3 separate regions of the Homo sapiens genome follow, and regions 1 and 2 are each linked to region 3. Evidence: read pairs that join two places in POLR2A ChIA-PET (ENCODE). Cell type or tissue: MCF 10A. All regions are shown on one strand. Links, peaks and the distances in the headings refer to the core of each region. The heading gives the core; the rest is flanking DNA. Region 1 overlaps LOC105370406 (a long non-coding RNA gene). Region 2 overlaps RNF212B (ring finger protein 212B). Region 3 overlaps SLC7A8 (solute carrier family 7 member 8).

Region 1 (7,071 bases), core at 1,485-3,984, 73 kb before region 3:
GGTTTCACTGTGTTAGCCAGGATGGTCTCGATCTCCTGACCTTGTGATATGCCCACCTCGGCCTCCCAAAGTGCTGGGATTACAGGCATAACCCACCATGCCCGGCCTGTGTTATAATTTTTAGTGTACAGGTCTTTTACATGTTTTATCAGATTTATCCCTAATAATTTTATATTTGCTGATATTATCATAAATGATAATGTCTGAAATCTACTATTAGGCTGGCAAAAAAGAAATTACTTCAAAAAATTGTAAAAAGAAATAAAGTAAATAATTTTAGAAAAATAAACAAAAACTAAAAAGTGGTATTGTCTTTTAGAATTTAAATTTCTGGCTGGGCATGGTGAATCACACCTGTAATCCCAGCACTTTGGGAAGCTGAGGTGGGAGGGGACCACCCTGGGCAACATAGCAAGACTCCATCTCTATTAAATTAAAAAATAAAGGAGAATAGTGTGAACCCAGGAGGCGGAGCTTGCAGTGAGCCGAGACTGCGCCACTGCACTCCAGCCTGGGCCTGGGCGACAGAGCGAGACTCTGTCTCAAAAATAAATAAATAAATAAAATAAAATAAAATTTAAAAATAAAAAATAAAGTTTAAATTTCTGATTGCTTATTGTGTAGAAGTACAACTGATTTTTCTGTTATTGATCTTGTATTCTACAAACTTTTCAAACCCCATTATTATAGAGCTTTTTCACAGATTCCATTTGATTTTCTAGATAGATAATCATGCCGTCTGTGAGTAAAAACACTTTTAAGTTTTACTTCTTAAGCAGTAGAGCTCAAAAAAAGAAAAACAGTTTTCCTTCTTCCTTTCCAGTTTGTATACCTTTATTTTTTCTTGCCTAACTGCAGTGGCCATAGCCATCGGCATAATGTTGAAGAGAAGTGGTGAAGGCAGACATCCTTGTGTTAGTCTTGATCATAGGGAAAAAGCATTCAGTATTTCACCATTATGTATAAGGCTGGCTACAATTTTCTCCTAAGTGCCCTTTCAAGGATGTTCCCTTCTATTTCTAATTTGTTGAGATTTTTTTAAAGTCAGGATTGGATATTGGATTGTGTTAAATGCTTTTGCTGTATCTGTTAATATAATTTTTCTTTTTTGGTCAGGCACGGTGGCTCATGCCTGTAATCCCAGCACTTTGGGAGGCTGAGGAGGGCAGATAACTTGAGGTCAGGACTTCAAGACCAGCCTGGCCAACATGGCAAAACCCTGTCTCTACTAAAAATAGTACAAAAAAATTAGCCAGGTATGGTGGCATGTGCCTGTAGTCCTCGCTACTTGGGAGACTGAGGCGAGAGAAATGCTTGAATCCTGGAGGCAGAGGTTTCAGTGAGCCAAGTTTGCACCACTGCACTCCAGCTTGGGTGACAGTGGGAGACTCTGTCTCAAAAATAATAATACTAATTTTTATTTTTTAAGTGTGTCTCTATGGTGAATTACATTGTTTTTGAATGTTAAATCAATTATGTGTTCCTGGGATAAATTTGTTCATGACGTATTATCCTTTTTATGCATTGTTTGATTTTATTTGCTGCATTTATGTTCGTGAGAGGAACTGGTCTTTAGTTTTCTGGTACGATCTTTGTATGATTTTGGTATCTGAATAATGCTGACCTCTAAGAATCATTGGGGAACTATTCCTTTCTCTTTAACTTTTGGGGAGTATTTGTGTAGAATTGGCATTATTTTTTTCTTAAATGTTTGGTAGAACTTACCAGTGAAGCCATCTAAGCCTGGAGTTTTCTTTGTGGGAAGATTTTTAGCTACAAATTCAATTATATTAATAGGTATAGAGATATTTAGGTTATCTATTCATCTTGCCTGTGTTTTAGTAGTTTATGTCTTTCAAGGAGTTCGTCCATTTTTATCTAAGTTGTTCAATTTGTTGCTTTTTCTTTCTTTTTTTTTTTGAGACAGAGTCTCACTCTGTTGCCCAGGCTGGAGGGCAGTGGTGCAATCTCAGCTCACCACAACTTTCACCTCCCAGATTCAAGCAATTCTCCTGCCTCAGCCTCCCAGGTAGCTGGGATTACAGGCGTACGCCATCACGACCAGCTAATTTTTTTATTTTCAGTAGAGACGGGGTTTCACTATGTTGGCCAGTCTGGTCTCGAAGTCCTGACCTCGTGATCTGTCCACCTTGGCCTCCCAAAGTGAATTTGTTGCTTTAACACTGTTTATAACATTATCTTATTCATTATCTTTTTGTAAAATAGCTTTTTATTTTGGAATAATTTTAGATTTACAGGAAAGTTTGCAAAGGTAGTACAGAGAGTTCCTGGATATCCTTCACCCAGTTTCAGTTTTCCCTAATGTTATCATCCTACATTTCTTTTTTTTTTTTTTTTTTTGAGACAGAGTCTCACACTGTCACCTGGACTGGAGGGCAATGGCGTGATCCTGGCTCACTGCAACCTCCACCTCCTGGGCTCATGCAATTCTCCTGCCTCAGCCTCCTGAGTAGCTGGGATTACAGGCTCACACCACCACACCCAGCTAATTTTTTGCATTTTTAGTAGAGACGGGGTTTCACTATGTTGGCAAGACTGGTCTCAAACTCCTGACCTCGTGATCCACCCGCCTCAGCCTCCCAAAGTTCTGGGATTATAGGCGTGAGCCACCACGCCCACCCCATCCTACATTTCTATGTGATATTTGTCAAAACTGAGAAACCAACATTGGCACATTATAATTAACTAAACTCCAGACTTTGTTCAAATCTCATTTTCCTACTAATATCCTTTCTCTGTTCTACAGTCCAAGCCTATATACCGCACTGCGTTTCATTGTCATGTCTCATTAGCATTCTCTGGTCAGAGACGGTTTCTCAATCTTTCATTGTGTTTCATGAGCTTGACGGTTTTAAGGAAAATGGGTCATGTGTTTTGTAGAATGTCCCTCAGTTTGGGCTTGTCTGATGCTTGTATCATGATTCAACTTAGTCATAGGGGTATTTGTTTATTTTGTTTGTTCGTGTTTTGAGACAGTCTCACTCTATTGCCCAGGCGGAGTGCAGTGGTGCAATCTTGGCTCCCTGCAACCTCCACCTTCCAGGTTCAAGCAATTTTCCTGCCTCAGCCTCCCCAGTAGCTGGGATTACAGGCACACACATCATGCCAGCTAATTTTTGTATTTTTAACAGAGACAGGGTTTCATCATGTTGGCCAGGCTGGTCTCAAACTCCTGGCTTCAAGTGATCAGCCCACCTCGGCCTCCCAAAGTGCTGTGATTACAGGTTTGAGTCACCTCACTGGGCCAGTCATAGATGTTTTAAAAGAATCACAGAGGCAAAGTGCCCTGTCATCATGTTGTATCAGGGGTACATGATATCCATATATCTAACTGATGATATTAATTTTGAGTTGTTGTTTAAGAGAGTGGTTGCCAGGTTTCTCCACTGTAAAGTTACTATTTTTCCCTTTCCATCTATTCTTTGAAAGAGAGTCCCTCAATCCAGCCTACCCTCAAAGTGGTTAAGCATTACCTCCTGCAAGAAAAAGTATCTACATATATTATTTAAAATTTGGAAGTCAAAGTATTCTGTAAAGATTTGTTTCCACTCCACCATTTAGTCTTTTAGTCAATCATTTGTTTATATCAGTATGGAGGCATGTATATTTTATACATTGGATATCTAATATTAGATACTTTTACACATTTTATACATTGGATTATAATCTAATACTGTCAGAGGTGTGTGAACCAGAGCAACTCCATCTTAAATAGGAGCTGGGTAAAATGAGGCTGAAACCTACTGAGCTGCATTCCCAGATGGTTAAGGCATTCTAAGTCACAGGATGAGATAGGTCAGCACAAAATACAGGTCATAAAGACCTTGCTGGTAAAACAGGTTGCGGTAAAGGAACCGGCCAAAACCCACCAAAACCAAAATGGCTACGAGAGTGACCTCTGGTCGTCCTTACTGCTACACTCCCACCAGCACCATGACAGTTTACAAATGCCATGGCAACGTCAGGAAGTTATCTTATATGGTCTAAAAAGGGGAGGCATGAATAATCCACCCCTTGTTTAGCATATCATCAATACATAACCATAAACATGGGCAACCAGGCCGGGCACGGTGGCTCACGCCTGTAATCCCAGCACTCTGGGAGGCCAAGGCGGGCGGATCACGAGGTCAGGAGATCGAGACCATCCCGGCTAACACGATGAAACCCCGTCTCTACTAAAAATACAAAAAATTAGCCAGGCGTAGTGGCGGGCACCTGTAGTCCCAACTACTCAGGGGGCTGAGTCAGGAGAATGGCGTGAACCTGGGAGGCAGAGCTTGCAGTGACCTGAGATCGCGCCATTGCACTCCAGCCTGGGCGACAGAGTGAGACTCCGTCTCAAAAAAAAAAAAAAAAAAACGGCAACCAGCAGCCCTTGGGACTGCTCTGTCTGTGAAGTAGCCATTCTTTTATTCCTTTACTTTCTTAATAAACTTGCTTTCACTTTGCACTGCAGACTCACCCTGAGTTCTTTCTTGAGTGAGATCCAAGAACTCTCTCTTGGGGTCTGGGTCTGGGCCCCTTTCCTGTAACAATACTGTGCTACTTATTTTGTTGCTCAAATTATTCCAGCTTTGGCCATGGAAGAGCACTTTCAGATTGACTCCTATGTCATTTTTTTTAGAGATAGGATCTCACTCTGTCACCCATTCTAGAGTGCAGTGTGATCATAGCTCATTGCAGTCTTGAACTCCTGGGCTCAAGTTATTCTCCAGCTCCAATCTTCCAGGTAGCTAGAACTACAGGCACACACCATCACTCTGGACTAATTTATGTATTTATTTATTTTTGGAGGGACAGGGTCTCAAACTCCTGGCCTCCAGTGATCTTCTCGTCCAATGTGCTGGAATTACAAGTGTGAGCCACCACATCCGGCTGACTCCTAAGTCTTTTGAAATGTGCCACACTCATCTCGTGCTTTCCTTGACCCAGCTCTAAAAGCCATTTCTCCAAGGAGCCCAGGTTGCCCTTATTGTGAAAGGAAATAAATCTTGGGGCCCCCAAATCACTAAGCTAAAGGGAATAGTCAAGCTGGGAACTGCTTAGGGCAAACCTGCCTCCCATTCTCTTCAAAGTCACCCCTGTACTCACTGATATAGATGCATATCTGATTGCCTCCTTTGGAAAGGCTAACAGAAACTCAAAAGAATGCAATGTCTCATTTATCTGTGACCTGGAAGCCCCCTCTCCGCTTAGAGTCTGCCTACCTTTGCTTCAAGTTGTCCCACCTTTCCAGACTGAACCAATGTTATTCTTACATATATTGATTGATGTCTCATGTCTTCCTAAAATGTATAAAACTAAGCTGTACCCCGACCACCTTGGGCACATGTTGTCAGGACTTCCTGAGGCTGTGTCATGGAGGGGCGTGTTCTCAACCTTGGCAAAATAAACTTTCTAAATTAACTGAGACCTGTCTCAAATTTTCAGGATTCGCATTTTGGTAACCATGGGAGGATTCTGAGTGGAGTTGCCCCCGACCTTTGACAAATCTCCTATCTGTGCTTGGTACCAGCATGAGCTAACTCTATGGCTCAAACTAATAGGACAATTTGCTGAGGTCTGAAAATACCCTCTACAGAGAATGCCTGATCTCCCCAAATTTGGTGGAGATCTAAAGTTTATTTTGCTGTACAACTCTTCTTTTTGTTTTTTGTAGTTTTACTTGCTTCCAACAGGAAGGCAAGTTTTCCTCCTTCCATGACGATGAAAGGCAGGTAACTCCTTTATGGAATTTGAGCTGGCTTCCAACAGGGAAGATGAGGTTTTTTTTCCTGCCTCTAGAATAGTAGAGAGCAGTCTACAGCCTGAGACCCATCACTAGGTAAGAAACTGGTTTGGGATTCTGTCTTGCCAATTCCTTTTAAATGACTAAAGTTAGCATTTACCAGCCAGCTGGTGTTAATTCCTACTTACACTTAGAACACTCAGAAATCGTATGTTGTGTGATCATTGTTAGTTTCGCTTAACTCTTGTTGTTGGCTGTACTTCTGAAATAGCAGCATTTTGTCCTAGCTGAAATATGGTAATAAGATTTAAAGAAAAAAAATTTTAAGCAGCTCAATGGTTAAAAATCAGCTTAATTAAAAGGATAACACACCCAAGATGTGTGTGTGTATGTGTGCATGTTTGTATTTGAAAGGCCTTCATGTTTTTGTTTGTTGTTGTTGTTTTTCTCTTCTAAGACCTTGTCTTTTTTTTTTTAACGAAAGTTTGTTTTTCTTTTTCTTCTCAGTTATCTGAATTCTGTTTTCACCTGATTTTTTGTTTGTTTGTTTGTTTTGCTAAAATAGTTACTGCAACAGAGGCTACTCTTGGGTTTTTAAGACAGAGTATAGTTTAATTTTATGTTTAATTTGACTCAAAGAAAAATAAAAGTGTCTCCCTCTAGCACCACCACATTTTTTCTCTCTCTACCTTATGATGTAAATTTTGCTATTTGATTTTCACCTGAGTTGTTTCCTTTAATGTGCAAATTTAAGGCTATTTAGCTGACAACTGCCTAGGTTTGTGAAACAGGTTATCAAGAATCTTGACAGTCTAAGAAAGGAAAAAAGAAAAGGGGGTGAGGGTCTTTATAAATGTATAAAATGTACTGCTGTCGGCATGCCTAATACGTCTTTATATATATTTATGTGTTGTGTACAAAATGTTTCACTACTAAAAATATATGAAAGAGCTCTAACTAATTGGCTTAAAGAAAAATACAAGCATGTAAATCAGATACTGAAAAAGAAAAGACTAGGCCGGGCACGGTGGCTCACGCCTGTAATCCCAGCACTTTGGGAGGCCAAAGCAGGTGGATCAAGAGGTCAGGAGTTCAAGACCAGCCTGGCCAACGTGGTGAAACCCTGTATCTACTAAAAATACAAAAATTAGCTGGCCATGGTGGTGTGCACCTATAATCCCAGCTACTGGGGAGGCTGAGGCAGGAGAATGGCTTGAACCCAGGAGGCAGAGGTTGCAGTGAGATGAGATCCTGCCACTGCACTCCAGCCTGGCTGACAGAGCAAGACTCCGTCTCAAAAAAAAAGACTAGTCAAATGCTTT
Region 2 (7,071 bases), core at 2,723-5,222, 110 kb before region 3:
CATGTCTCCCTAAAATGTATAAAACCAAACTGTACTCTGACCACCTTGGGCACATGTCGTCTGAACCTTCTGAGGCGCATGTCCTCAATCTTGGCAAAATAAACTTTCTAAATTAACTGAGACTTGTCTCAGATTTTCCGGGTTTACAGTAGCTTATCACAGTCTAGTAGAAGAGACATTCTGACACATGAACTAATAAGTAAAACACTAGGTTATACGCAGAACACAAGTACTTACAAGATATAGAGATAATGATTAAGAGGTAATTATTAATTCAGTCTTTTTTTTTTTTTTTGAGACAGAGTCTCGCTCTGTCACCCAGGCTGGAGTGCAGTGGCACATTCTAGGCTCACTGCAACCTCTGCCTCCCAGGTTCAAGCAATTCTCATGCCTCAGCCTCCCAAGCAGCTGGCATTACAGGCACGCGCCACCATGACACCTGGCTAATTTTTTGTATTTTTAGTAGAGACAGGGTTTTACCATATTGGCCAGGCTGATCTTGAACCCCTGACCTCAAGTGATCCACCCCCTCAGCCTCCAAAAGTGCTGGGATTAGAGGCGTGAGCCACCACGGCTGGCCTAACTTAGTTTTTAAAGTGTAGAAATCAGGCATTTCAGGTATAAAGGTATGAAAGTATATGGTCTGTAAAAGAACTGCAAAGAACTGAATCTGCCTAATAGATTAGGTAATAAATAACCTTACGTAATAACTTGTGTTTGTACATGAGAGGTGAGATGGTAGTTGTGATTGAAATTGGAGAGGTTAGGAGGAACCAGAACGTTAAGGTAACTATGTATCACTCTGAGCAGTCTGAAACTTAAGTGATAGGAAGCCACCAAAGGATTTTGAAAAGGCAGTTACTTGTTCAGATTTGTAATTGAAATAGATTATCGTGACGGTTCAGAGGGAACAGATTTGAGGAAAAAAGAACCCTAAAAATGCTTTCTTAGCAAAAGCAATTGGAGAATTGTTAGTAAGATGTCTGAAGTACCCACTCTGGATGAGAGCCACAGCAGCCCACCAGGCAGAGGGTTATGTTTTGGGTTGCACAGTTTGTATGATCAAAGGAATACTACCTCACACTGGCCTAAGGTTCCTCAATCCCCTGCTCAGTAGTGATGAAGAATTCAACTACACTGTTTCAGAAGTCCTAAATACTGAAAGCTTTTCCTTTTTAGGTAAAATAATATCAAACTAAATACAACTTTTCTTCAAAAGCACCATTGAGTATCTCTTTTTAATTTTTTATTTTTACACAAGCTGGAGTATGGTGGTGCAATCATGGCTCACTGCAGCCTCAACCTCTTGGGATCAAGCAATTCTCCCACCTCAGCCTCCTGAGTAGCTGGACTACAGGTGTGTGCCACCATGCCCAGCTAATTTTTAAATTTTTTGTAGTGAAGGGGTTTCACTATGTTGCCCAAGCTAGTCTCAAACCCCTGGCCTCAAGCAATCCTCCCACCTTGGCCTCCAAAGTGGTATGAACCACTGCGCCTGGCCCACTGAGTACCTCAGTTGTTCAAATTCTTAATTCAGCTGAGGGATGGAGAAGCTCTGGTCTATTGATGAGATCAAATCTTGACCTGATTTTATTCCAACAGTATATGTAGCAATTATGTATGTATATATTAGTAAAAACATATGACTTCAAAAATCTTTTAAAAACCATAAAATAGACCAAGGGTCAGCAAACAACTGACCATAACCAGCTGTCTGTTTTTGTAAATAAGTTTTATTGGAACATAATTACACACATTTGCTTACATGCTGTCTGTGGCTGCTTACATGCTGTCTATGGCTGCTTCCATGCTACAACAGCAGAGTTGGGTAGCAGCATCGGAAATTGTATGGCCTGCAAAGCTTAAAATATTTACTGGCCTGCTGTGGTCTGAATATTTGTGTCCCACAAAAATTCATTTGTTGACACTCAACTCCCAATGCAATAGTATTAAGAGATGGAGGCTTTAGGAGGTGATTATGTCATGAAGGCTTTGCTCTTGTGAATGGGATTAGTGTCCTTATAAAAAGAGGCTTGGGGGCCGGGCGTGATGGCTCATGCCCATAATCTCAGCACTTTGGGAGGCTGAGGTGGGCGGATCACGAGGTCAGGAATTCGAGACTAGCCTGACCAACACGGTGAAACCCCATCTCTATTAAAAATACAAAAATTAGCCAGGTGTGGTGGCGCATGCCCGTAATCCCAGCTACTCAGGAGGTGGAGGCAGGATAATTGCTTGAACCCGGGAGGCGGAGATTGCAGTGAGCCGAGATCGTGCCACTGCACTCCAGTCTGGGCGACAGAGCAAGACTCTGTCTCAAAAAAAAAAAAAAAAAAAGAGGCTTGGGGTTGGGCGTGGTGGCTCATGCCTGTAATTGCAGCACTTTGGGAGGCTGAGGCGGGCAGATTGCGTGAGCCCAGGGGTTCGAGACCTGGGCAACATGGTAAAACCCTGTATCTATTAAAAAAAAAAAAACACAAAAACTAGCCAGGTGTGGTGACATGTGCTTGTAGTCCCAGCTACCTGGGAGGGTGAGGTGAGAGGATCGCCTGAGCTCAAGAGGGCAAGGCTGCAGGGAGCCATGATTGCACCACTGGCCACAACCACACCACTGCACTCCAGCCTTTGTGACAGAGTGAGACCCTGTCTCAAAAAACTAAATAAAAAGAGGCTTGAAGGAGCCTGTTTGCCACTTTTGCCATGTGAGGATGCAGCAAGAAGGCATTATCTTGGAAGCAAAGAGTAAGCCCTCCCCCGACACTGAATCTGTTAGTGCCTTGATGTTGAACTTCCCAGCCTCCAGAACTGTTAAAATTAAATTTCTGTTATTTAGAAATTGCCCAGTCTAAGGTATTTTATTATAGCAGCCCAGACAGACTAAAAGAGCTGCTAAGGATGTAAAATGGTACAGCCACTTGGGAAAACAGTCTGGCAGTTCCTAAAAAAGTTAAATATAGAGTTACCATTTGACCCAGAAATTCCACTCGTAGGTATATACCCAAGAGGAATAAAAATATATGTCCATGTAAAAACTTGTACATAAATGTTCCATAGCAATATTACTTATAATAGCCCCAAAGTAGGAACAACCCAAATGTCTATTGACTAATGAATGGATAAGTAAAATGTATATCCATTTATATAATAGATTATTATTTGGCCATAAAATGGAATGAAATACTAATAAAGTCCTAACAGAGATGCTACAACATGGATGAAACTTGAGAGCATTATACTTAGTGAATGCAGCAAGTCACAAAAGACCATACATTATATGATTCCATATTTATGAAATGCCCTGAACAGGAAAAACCATAGCAACAGAAAGTAAATTAGTGATCGCCTGGGGATGGGGAGGGTGGGAAGGGTTTGGGAAGTGCCTGCCGATAAGTACAGAGCTTCTTTCTGGGGTGATGAAAATGTTTGAAAATTAGGCAGTAGTGTTTGCACAATTCTGTGGATGTATTAAAAACCACTGAATTGCATACTTTAAAAGGGTAAATTTTATGGTATGTAAATTACATCTCAATAAAGCTGTTATTAAAAAAGAAGGTGATTGCATGAAAACTAGTGGACCTAAAAAAAAAAGTAGATGGGGTGTTTATACTTCCCCTTGAAAACAATTTTTTTTTTTTTTGAGATGGAGTTTTGCTCGTGTTGCCCAGGCTGGAGTGCAATGGTGCGATCTTGGCTCACCGCAGTCTCCACCTCCCAGGTTCAAGTGATTCTCCTGCCTCAGCCTCCCGAGTAGCTGGGATTAAAGGCACGTGCCACCACACCTGGCTAATTTTTTATTTTTAGTAGAGACGGGGTTTCTCCATGTTGGTCAGGCTGGTCTCGAACCCCGGACCTCAGGTGATCCACCCACCGTGGCCTTCAAAAGTGCTGGGATTACAGGCGTGAGCCACCACACCCGGCCAACAATTTTTTAAAATACAAACTTCTTTTCACTTATATGATCTTCAACTATTTTTAAGTGGGTTTGTGATCACTCATAACCTTTCATGACTTTTCCACATTATTCTTTAAACTAATAAAGTACAGTTTTCAGATTGGGCATGGTGGCTCACACCTGTAATCCTGGCACTTTGGTAGGGCAAGGTGGGAGGACTGCTTGAGGCCAGGAGTTTGAGAACAGCCTGGGCAATATAGCAAGACTGTCTCTGTTTTTTGTTTGTTTTTTTTTAAAGTACTTTACAGTTTTTAAAATATTTCCATAAACATTGTCTCATTGGATCTTTACAAGAAGTAGGATAAGTATTATTATTTCATATTACATGTGAGGAAGTATGACTGGTTCAAAGAAATAAAGCTATAAGTTAGCAGGCCGAGTTGGTCATTAGATTTCTACATCAACAGTTTTCCCAGTATTATCACTTTACTGTATTTCATATACATTAAAGGAAAACTTCAATAGGGAAGATTAGTTCATTAATTCTTTCATAAATTATTTATTGAATCCTTCTATGCTCCTGGTACTATGTTAGGAGCTGACATATAAGATGAGTAAGATTGAAATTGCCCTGCCCCCAGGAGAATCGCTTGAACCCTGGAGGCAGAGGTTGCAGTGAGCTGAGATCTTGCCACTGCACTCCAGCCTGGGTGACAGACAAAAGCAAGACTCCATCTCAAAAAAAAAAAAAGAAAAGAAAACTTACAGACTTACAGATCTATATGAGGTTCTCCAGTCCCTCAGAAAGATTATCTTGAGGTGAGTAAAGAATTCAAAACAGTCAGCTTGATCAACTATTAGCACAAAGTACAGCAGAAAAATGGCCTTAAGTCTTTGTAGAGATTGGAGAACATAAAAACATAAATAGATATTTACAACAACATTCCATTCATTCATTCATTCAATGACAACGTCTTGAGCGTCCACTACTTATTAAGGACTATTAAAAGAGAACAATAAGCAAAACCAACCAAATCTGTTTTCATGGAGCTTATATTCCAGTGCAGGATTCAGACAACAAATATATAACATAATGTTAGAGAAAAGAACTACAATGCAAAAAAAAGCATGGTAAGGAGTAGAAAATGTTGGGGCTACTATTTGAAATATGAGAGTCACTAAAGGACTGACTGAAGAAGAATGTTTTGAGCAGAAGCCTGAATGAAACAATCTAGGTATTGGATCAGTTACTCAGCTTCACAAATTAGGAAAACACATTTTCAGACTTTGCTGACTTCACCAAATTGGCCCTTCACTAAAGTGATGATTAACTGACCCTTTCCATTTCTTTTATCTTGATACTTGACCATGTGTAATTGGTCCCATGATCAGGCAGGTTAGGATTCAGACTACATATGATTTCTCTACTGATCATTAACTATGCCTAGGTTTATTTATTAACTAAAGGTCTGCTCTTTCTCTTGTTCCTATGACCTTGTTTACATTTCTCCTTGAGTCTCAGCTGGATTTTAATATACTTATAATGTTAAATATAGTGTATGTCAAATATGATGGCTCAACCAAGCAGCTAAAGACAGCAAGCAGCAAGCCTTAATTCCCCTTACTCCATCTCTAGAGTGAGGATTGAGAGGCAGGACACTGAAGAAAAATTAAATCTTCAACCAGAAAATGACTAAGGATCATCTTGAGGTTTAGAAAAGGGGTATTTTCAAAAGAATAAGAAGTAAGAGTATAGAAAGGGAACAGTGATAAAAACCTCAAGAAATATGCCAAGATAGGAATTCCATGAGGCTATAGAATAATCTAAGAGAAATGGGGAGTAGAAGGAAAAAAACCAAAGTTTTTACAACTTGGGAACTCTCTCAAATGGTTGTCCTGCCTTCTCTCTACCTTCTTCTACATTCCTGTTGCTCCTGATCAAGTCAATTGTATGCCAACATATGACACATCAAGAAAAGATATTTCCTAAAATTCAAGCAACCAGTTATGAACACTAAATGAAGAGGTAAGTATTACTAAAAAGGTTATTGAAAAGTGAGAATGGGAAACAAGAAATACTCTCGTAAACTTAGTGCTATAAACTACTGGTTGCAAGTTAAACCATCAAACCTATTGTTTGCAGGGCCAGGCCTATATACTCAAAGCAATTTTTAGAAGGTGCATCTATCTGCTGAGAAAAATGATAAAGCTCCCTAAAACAACCTTTAGTCGTAGAAATTAATTAATACAACTAGGAAATACAAGGCAAGATGTTAGCTACTTAGTGACTTTTACAGCCTATCACAGATTCTGGGTCAATAAAAAGTTAACTGATTGAAATTTGTATCATCAAGGAAGAAAGCAAAGAAAGCAGTCAATTTCCCTCCATTGTGTACAAATGCAGTTTAAAGAAAACCTTTGATAAAGGAATAAGATGCAATTAGAATTTGCCTGGAGAGTCAGATTTTCTTCACTTTTGTTTCTCATACCTGAGAGATGTGACTAAAATACTGCAAAGCTGTCTCCACAGGACTTTTGAAAAACATCTTCTCCTGAGGCTTCAGCTACGAAGAGAGCAATACACACTGTGAGAATATCCACAATTGAATAAAATAAAATACTGACTAACATGACAAAAGATGTACCACCTTTTCTAATGTACCTGACATTATCTCCACTGTGTGTAAAAGGGAGATCTCCACTCTTCTAGATGTACATTATATGTCCAATTCTCCTTACCTTGTGCTTCTGTAACAGTGGTCACAAATAATGCTTCCATCTGTTGTTTATACTTTTTTTTTTTCTTTGAGACAGAGTTTTGCTGTTGTCACCCAGGCTGGAGTGCAGTGGTGTGATCTAGGCTCATTGCAACCCTCGCCTTTTGGGTTCAAGTGATTCTTCTGCCTCAGCCTCCTGAGTAGCTGGGATTACAGGTGCCTACCAACACACCCAGCTAATTTTTGTATTTTTAGTAGAGACGAGGGTTTCCTCATGTTGGCCAGGCTGGTCTCGAACTCCTGACCTCAGGTGATCCACCCGCATCAGCCTCCCAAAGTGCTGGGATTACAGGTGTGAGCCTCCTCAGCTGGCCTGTTATTTATACTCTTTTTACAAACTTCTATCTGCAAGTTTGTTTCTTTGCTTGCTTGCTTGCTTGCTTGCTTGCTTTTTTTTTTTTT
Region 3 (7,071 bases), core at 2,437-4,936:
GCGGAGGTTGCAGTGAGCTGAGATCGCGCCACTGCACTCCAGCCTGGGCGACAGAGCGAGACTCCGTCTCAAAAAAACAAAAAAGAAAAGAGAGACCAAACACACACCTCAGAAAGAGATAGGAGGATATCAACAAAGCAAGCAGCAAAACAAGCTTGAACTAATATAGCATTATGGAAACTTATGTTTGAGTGTTTGTTGTTCTGGATGCTTGCTTTTTTTGTTTGTTTGTTTTTTTCTTTTTTCTTTTTTGGAGACAGGGTCTTGCTCTGTCATCCACCCTGGAGTGCAGTGGCACAATCATAGCTCACTGCAGCCTCAAACTCCTGGGCTCAAGTGATCCTCCCACCTTAGCCTCTCAAATAGGTGAGCCTATAGGCATGCACCACCACACCCAGCTAACTTTTTAAATTAGTGGTGGAGATGGGAGTCTCACTATGTTGCCCAGGCTGGTCTCAAACTTCTGGCCTCAAGCATTCCTTCTGCCTTGACCTCCCAGATTGTTTGGATTACAGGCCTGAGCCACTGTGCCCAACCCTGGATGCTTCTTCATGAAAATGTAGAAACTTAGAGAAAGTGGTCAGGAGATTACCAATGACTCCAATCCTGTATTTCCAAAGCCCAATTTACCATGTCCTTTCCTTTTAAATAACTTTGCCTTTTACAAAAGGAGCATTCAGAACGGCACTTAAACCCTCATTTGGACTCGTAGTTTCCGGGGTCTCGGAAGCCCTGGACCTGAAATTCCCTGCTCCCTTTATCCCAATTTATCCAATATGTTGGGTTCACTGGAGACAAGACAGAGTTGGTGTCATTGCCACAGGGAGGGGTGAGAGGTGGGCCAGGGCAGGCCAGGGGCTGCTGGGCCCCTGACTTGTCTCACTGAGCGGCCTCCTGTTGCTTGTGTCCACAGGAGAGTACTTCTGGCTGGAGCCAAAGAATGCATTTGAGAATTTCCAGGAACCTGACATCGGCCTCGTCGCACTGGCTTTCCTTCAGGGCTCCTTTGCCTATGGAGGCTGGAACTTTCTGAATTACGTGACTGAGGAGCTTGTTGATCCCTACAAGTGAGTTGAAAGAGCCTGGCTATTCCCTCTCCCTTGAAGGGCCACAGCACCTGCTGCTGGAAAGAGGGAGCAGGTGTCCATTGCCCACCTCGCCTTCCAAAGCCCCATTCTAACTGTGATTTGATCTATCCTGAAGTCGTAGTTCATTTCCCAGGCACTTAAACCATTTGCCGTTCACCCCACCAGGAGGAGGAAAGGATCCAGTGACTTTCCCAGAGCAGATTAGAAGCTGAAAACTGTCCTGCAGTAACACTACTGCCTTAGAGAATGAATTGTGCCCTGAGAGGCTTCTGGGAATCTTGCTTGTTTCAGGACAGGCCGGTCTTGGTGTCTTGAGGCAGGGGGAAAAGGTGCATTGTGGAGATTCAGGTCAAGATCAACAGGTGTGGAGCGTATTTCCAACCTGAGTTGTTTTATTGCCTTCATTTTTTTAACTTATTTTTTCTTTTGTTTTGTTTTGTTTTTAGACAGGGTCTCACCCTGTCACCCAGGCTGGAGTCCAGCAGTGCAGTCATAGCTCACTGCAGCCTCAGTCTTCTGGGCTCAAGCAATCCTCCCACCTCAGCCTCCTAAGTATCTGGGACTACAGGCACATGCCACCATGCCCAGTTAATTTTTTAATTTGTAAAGAAGAGGCCTTGCTATGTTGCCAGGGCTGGCCTCGAACTCCTGGGCTCAAACAATCCTCCCTCCTTGGCCTCACAAAGGGCTGGGATAATAGGTGTGAACCACCACGCTCAGCCTCATTTCCTTTAAATTATCCTGCCCATATTGAGACAAAGCCCACCTCCCAGGGAAAGGAAGCCTCACAGAAGGCTGTAAGGCTACACGCATGCAGAAAGACAGAAGACACCCCCTGGACTCCATGGCAAGGCGGGTGTCCCGGGTGCCAGCCCTTCCCCTCACCTCCTCTCCCTCTACAGGAACCTTCCCAGAGCCATCTTCATCTCCATCCCACTGGTCACATTTGTGTATGTCTTTGCCAATGTCGCTTATGTCACTGCAATGTCCCCCCAGGAGCTGCTGGCATCCAACGCCGTCGCTGTGGTAAGAAATGAAAGTCCCAGAGTCTCATACCAGGAATGCAGACATAGACTTGCCTGCTGTAGCCCCACTCACTTTTCCCTGATCCATGGCCTTGTGGAAGTGGAAATCACCCCCAAGTTCTCAGGGCAGAAACCACATATGTCATTGGCTGGGGTATCTTTAAGTGCCCAGGAGCAAACAGGTGGCTGGGTTGTACCTAGAACAGCTACAATGGCAGAACCGAGTCATTGCCACAGAGACCGCGTGGCCTGAGAAGCTATAAGACATTTACTATCTGGCCCTTTACAGAAAAAGTTTGCCAACTCCTAGTCTCGGGCACTTAAAGCTCTAAATGTGAGAGTGGTATGAAGCAGACAGGCCCCTCCTCAGAAAGACATAATCTTGCACAAGACATGCCTTTTCTCTCTGCCTTCTCCTCCAGAAGCAGAAGTCAGGTGTGCTCTTTGGGGAAAGAGACCATGCTGGTGCAAGGGGTTGGGATCCTTCACATCTAAGAAGGACCTGGGAGGCACCTTGCTCCCTCACCTGGCATCAGGCTGGGCCACCACCCAGCCTGCCAGTCTCTTCACTGGCCTTATCTCAAAAGACTGTAAAGAAAGAGGTCCTCCCATCTCCTGGGGCAGCCTGTTCTTATGACCAACAGCCTTCTATTCTGAACAATCTCTCCTTGGTAATGTGCTGTAAACCTGGCTCAGGGAATATAGAAAAGGCTGGTCTCCTGCATTGTATAGTCCTTAAATACATGAAGATTCATCTATAGCTTCACAGCCTTTTCTTTCTCAGACTAAGGAGGGGCTCATTCCTATTATTTTACCCCCAACTCATCTGTTTTGATGAATTGAGAAATTCTCACCCTGTGATTCTGGATTAATCCCTATTTTGCAGTTGGAGACAGAGGCTCAAAAATCATAAACTTTGCTCAAGGTCTCACAGCTCCTAGCTGGAGGGCAAGGATTTGAGCCTGGATCTGCCTGACAGATCTGCCTGACAAGCCTGTGCCCTTCCCTGTGCTGGAGAAATCATATAATGTATGTAAGGCCTGGATCACACCACCTGGCTTCCAATGCTGGCCCCTCCACTCGCTGGGTGTGTAATCTTAGGCAAGCTACTTAATCACTATGTGACTCAGTTCCTCACCCATAAAACAAGATTAGTAAGTGTTAGTTCATTATTATTATTACCAGTGTGTACTACCTCCTTCAGTTAATTAGCCTAAAACATGCATTAACCACCCTGTGTAGGGGTCCACCCTTGAGAGGGTGGGGGCAATTAAGAAGCTTGGCGAGAGAGAATTAGCAAGGGTGGAGATAGGAGAAACGGTTTCCCAGAGTGAAGTGGGAGCTGAGGGGTCGGGGAGTGGTGACCTCTCCTTTGCTTATCTCCTTGGTTCCTCTCCCAGACTTTTGGAGAGAAGCTCCTAGGAGTCATGGCCTGGATCATGCCCATTTCTGTTGCCCTGTCCACATTTGGAGGAGTTAATGGGTCTCTCTTCACCTCCTCTCGGTGAGTGCTGCCTGGGCCCTTCCCCGGCCAGGGGCCACTCTGCTGTGCACTTTGCTATTTGTATATGGTGGGCTTGTCTCTGTCAGCAGGGGTCTGTGTGGGCATCTGGATGTTGGGCTTGCAGAGGGGTGACTGCTCACATGAGGGCGTGTGTGTCAGTGTGGATGCTGAGGAGTGTGTGCTGCTCACGTGGTCACCTGCGATGTGTGTGGCATACGGGTCCTAGGTGCTTCACATGTAGTGGCCTGTCTCATTTCAAAAGGAGCAGAAGACAGAGGAGGCCGCCAGCCTGCCTGACGCCGCCCCCAGTCAGTGGCTGTGGTTGGCAGCAAGGCAGTATCTTGGCTGCAGTCCTGTACCTGTAAACAGGCTGCTGCTGGCTAGAAAAGAACCCCATTTGGAAAGGGACCAAGAGGGAGACTTGTGCCTGGGGCCTCTGGGTCTGGCCTCCCATGAATGTTCTGGAACTAGCCTGCAGGTGGGATGGCTTCACCCTGATTGCCCCAAGAATGCAGAGCTCCTCCCTGCTCAACAGAGAGGTGGCTGTAGAGGCCTTTTTGAGGCCACCCATGAGACTCAGGTGGAGAATGTGAAGTGAGAGGGTGGGGAAAAGTGGAAAGCAAACATTTGTCCAAAGAAAGAGCCTTTTATCCGTGACCCCCACCCCAGAGCACTCTCAGAAGCCAGAAGTGCGAGCGGGTCCACGAGTCCCAGGTCCTGCCTCCATGCATCCAGGGACCCGGCCCTTTCTTTTGCTGTCTTCAGAAGGGGCTGTTGAGGCTAGCAGATGTTGAATGACTTCCATTTGTGTGGTTCAAGGGATCCTCCCAGGTTCTTAGAAAGCACCCCCTGCCCTCAGAAAGTACAGTCCTGCTCCAAAGATGAGTCCGTGAGTTCAGCTGCTTCCAAAGCCGTCACATCAGGAAGAGTTCCTGTGAAATAACAAGGGAGTGCAATGTTTTTAGGACCCAGGGCTGGAAAGAGGTGGTGTGGGTGTCCCCTGTACCCCGGGACCCTGTGACGCTCACCCACAGCAACCTCGTGTGCATGTTACACAGGAGCAGTGGCCACACGGAGGCCCCGCCGAGGCCAAGCGGTGGAGGAACAGTGACCCGTGAGGCTCCCTGAGATCTATTGGAGGAGAGTGACTGGCTACAGTCACTTTAGAGTGGGGTTTGTCCCTCAGGCAGGCCTAGCAGCGGTCTGCGTGCATGTGGTCTAGTCGTGTGTGCATGCAGGAAACGGTGGCGCATGGTGTGCTCCACCTCCGATTCAGAGGCCAGACCTCACCCACCCAGGCCTCCCCTGCTCATCTTTCCAGTTCCTTCTTCCTTCCTTCTCCTTCCCTCCTTCTTTATCTCTCTGTCACTCCTTTGTGTTCTCGGGTAGGGAGAGGATGATCCTTCCTGAAGAGTCAGAGTGTGTGGATGTGTGTTATGCTTAATGTCATCGTCTCCTCCGTTATCGGCTAGCTGGGCAAGGACTGTCTCTTGTGAACCTGACACTTGCAAATGCTGTTGGATCTGGACAATTACACTTGGTCTTGTCTGCATGTGGAGGGGGGACGTGAGTGCAGGACCCTGGCTATGTGCACGATGAGCCCCACAGAGCACCTGGTGCATGAGACTGCCCTGTAGAGGGGCAGTAGCATGGGAGAGGGGACAGGGATGTGTATGGCTGCATGAAACTAGTGACACCGGCCTAGGGAGTTCATGATGGTTACTGCTTATGGGTACTTGGGGATACAGTCAGCTCCCACACTTCTGATTAGCTGCTGCTGTTCGCTTCAGTCTACTCCATACACAAATTACAAAGTAAATGACTATTCTCCTCTGAACTCCCAGTGTGCTGAATATGTGCCTTTTTGTTCCTATCAAGCTGTACCCTGCCTGTCATCCCTTAGGTGGGCCTTTCCCCAGAAAAAAGAAAAAAGTGGTCCAATTTGCACTGACATGTAAATTACTGTTGACAGCTTCTAATATTCACTTTTCTCTTAGGAGAGTAAAAGGGAAGGAGGGCTGATTTTTATGTTCAAGTTTCATATTCATATGTATATAATAGATGTACATATTTTCAAGCTACAGATGATGTTTCAATACATTGATATAATGTGTAAAAATCAAATCAGAGTAATTGAGATATCCCATCTCCTTCAATATTGTCTTTTCTTTATGCTAGGAACATTCAAATTATTCTCTTAAAATTTTTCTTTTTTTTTTAAGGCAGAGTCTCGCTCTGTCGCCCAGGCTGGAGTGCAGTGGCGCAATCTTGGCTCACTGCACACTCTGCCTCCCGGGTTCACGCCATTCTCCTGCCTCAGCTTCCCGAGTAGCTGGGACTACAGGCGCCTGCCACCACGCCTGGCTAATTTGTTGTATTTTTAGTAGAGACGGGGTTTCACCATGTTAGCCAGGACGGTCTTGATCTCCTGACCTCGTGATCCGCCCGCCTCAGCCTCCCAAAGTGCTGGAATTACAGGCGTGAGCCACCGCACCTGGCCTAAAACTTTTCTTTTTAAAAATAACTTTTATGTCCAGGCGCAGTGGCTCACACCTATAATCCCCAGCACTTTGGGAGGCTGAGGCGGGCGGATCACAAGGTCAGGAGTTTGAGACCAGCCTAGCCAATATAATGAAACCCCACCTCTACTAAAAAAAATACAAAAATTAGCTGAGCGTGGTGGCAGGTGCCTGTACTCCCAGCTACCCAGGAGGCTGAGGCAGAAGAATCACTTGAACCCAGGAGGCGGAGGTTGCAGTGAGCCGAGATCGTGACACTGCACTCCAGCCTGGGCAACAGAGCAAGACTCTGTCTCAATAAAAATAAAAAATATTAAAAAAATAATAACTTTTAGGGCTGGGCGTGGTGGCTCACGCCTGTAATCCCGGTGCTTTGGGAAGGCAAGGTGGAAGGATTGCTTGAGCCCAGTAGTTCCAGACCAGCCTGGGCAACAAGGCAAGACCTTGTCACTACAAAAAATTAGCAAAGAAAAATAAGTAAAAAATAAAATTGATTTAAACATCAATATCCTAGTTGTGATATTATAATATAATTGTGTAGCATGTTACCAATGGAGGAAACTGGGCAAAAGATACATAGGATCTCTCCTTATTATTTCTTACAACTGTACTTGGTTGTAAGATTCACTGAATGCAAATCTACAATTATCTCAAAATAAAAAGTTTCATTTTTTAAGTTAACTGAGCACGGTGATATGTACATGTAGTCCCAGCTGCTCAGGAGGCTGAGACTAGAGGATCACTGGAGCCCAGGAATTGGAGGCTGCAGTGAGCTATAATCACGCCACTCTACTCCAGCCTGGGTGACAGAGCAAGACCCCATCTCTAAAAATTGGAAAAATAAAAAGTTTAATTTTTTAAGTTAAAAAATCTTTATTCTGATTATAAATATTCCATCTATTTTAGAATTTTATTCATTTTTTCCTTTTCCTTAT

What was found. ChIA-PET counts read pairs that join two places held together with the same protein. Peaks named below come from ENCODE experiments on the same cell type or tissue, not always from the same donor. Only the 100,000 strongest peaks of a DNase experiment are listed, where the experiment ranks them.
Region 1: POLR2A ChIA-PET joins it to region 3 with 7 read pairs; 2 of 35 experiments call an interaction of 5 or more read pairs at or near these places.
Region 2: POLR2A ChIA-PET joins it to region 3 with 5 read pairs; 6 of 35 experiments call an interaction of 5 or more read pairs at or near these places.

Annotation. Positions count from the first base shown.
Region 1 is chr14:23,206,067-23,213,137 of GRCh38, reverse strand. It overlaps LOC105370406 (a long non-coding RNA gene), which reads left to right. Exons shown (of 4, transcript XR_943606.3): 2 at 5,681-5,845. It also overlaps a transcript of RNF212B not described here. Among named protein-coding and RNA genes, the nearest start is that of SLC7A8, 26 kb to the right of the region's middle. RefSeq lists an enhancer at 6,137-6,742. In MCF 10A, for the core only: no CTCF peak of the experiment used is centred there; a DNase peak (open chromatin) is centred at 2,887.
Region 2 is chr14:23,243,707-23,250,777 of GRCh38, reverse strand. It overlaps RNF212B (ring finger protein 212B), which reads right to left. Exons shown (of 15, transcript NM_001282322.3): 4 at 6,382-6,456. Among named protein-coding and RNA genes, the nearest start is that of RNF212B, 9.3 kb to the right of the region's middle. In MCF 10A, for the core only: no CTCF peak of the experiment used is centred there; no DNase peak of the experiment used is centred there.
Region 3 is chr14:23,134,467-23,141,537 of GRCh38, reverse strand. It overlaps SLC7A8 (solute carrier family 7 member 8), which reads left to right. Exons shown (of 11, transcript NM_012244.4): 5 at 914-1,067; 6 at 1,991-2,114; 7 at 3,514-3,617. Among named protein-coding and RNA genes, the nearest start is that of CEBPE, 19 kb to the right of the region's middle. RefSeq lists a silencer at 3,644-3,938. In MCF 10A, for the core only: no CTCF peak of the experiment used is centred there; a DNase peak (open chromatin) is centred at 3,967.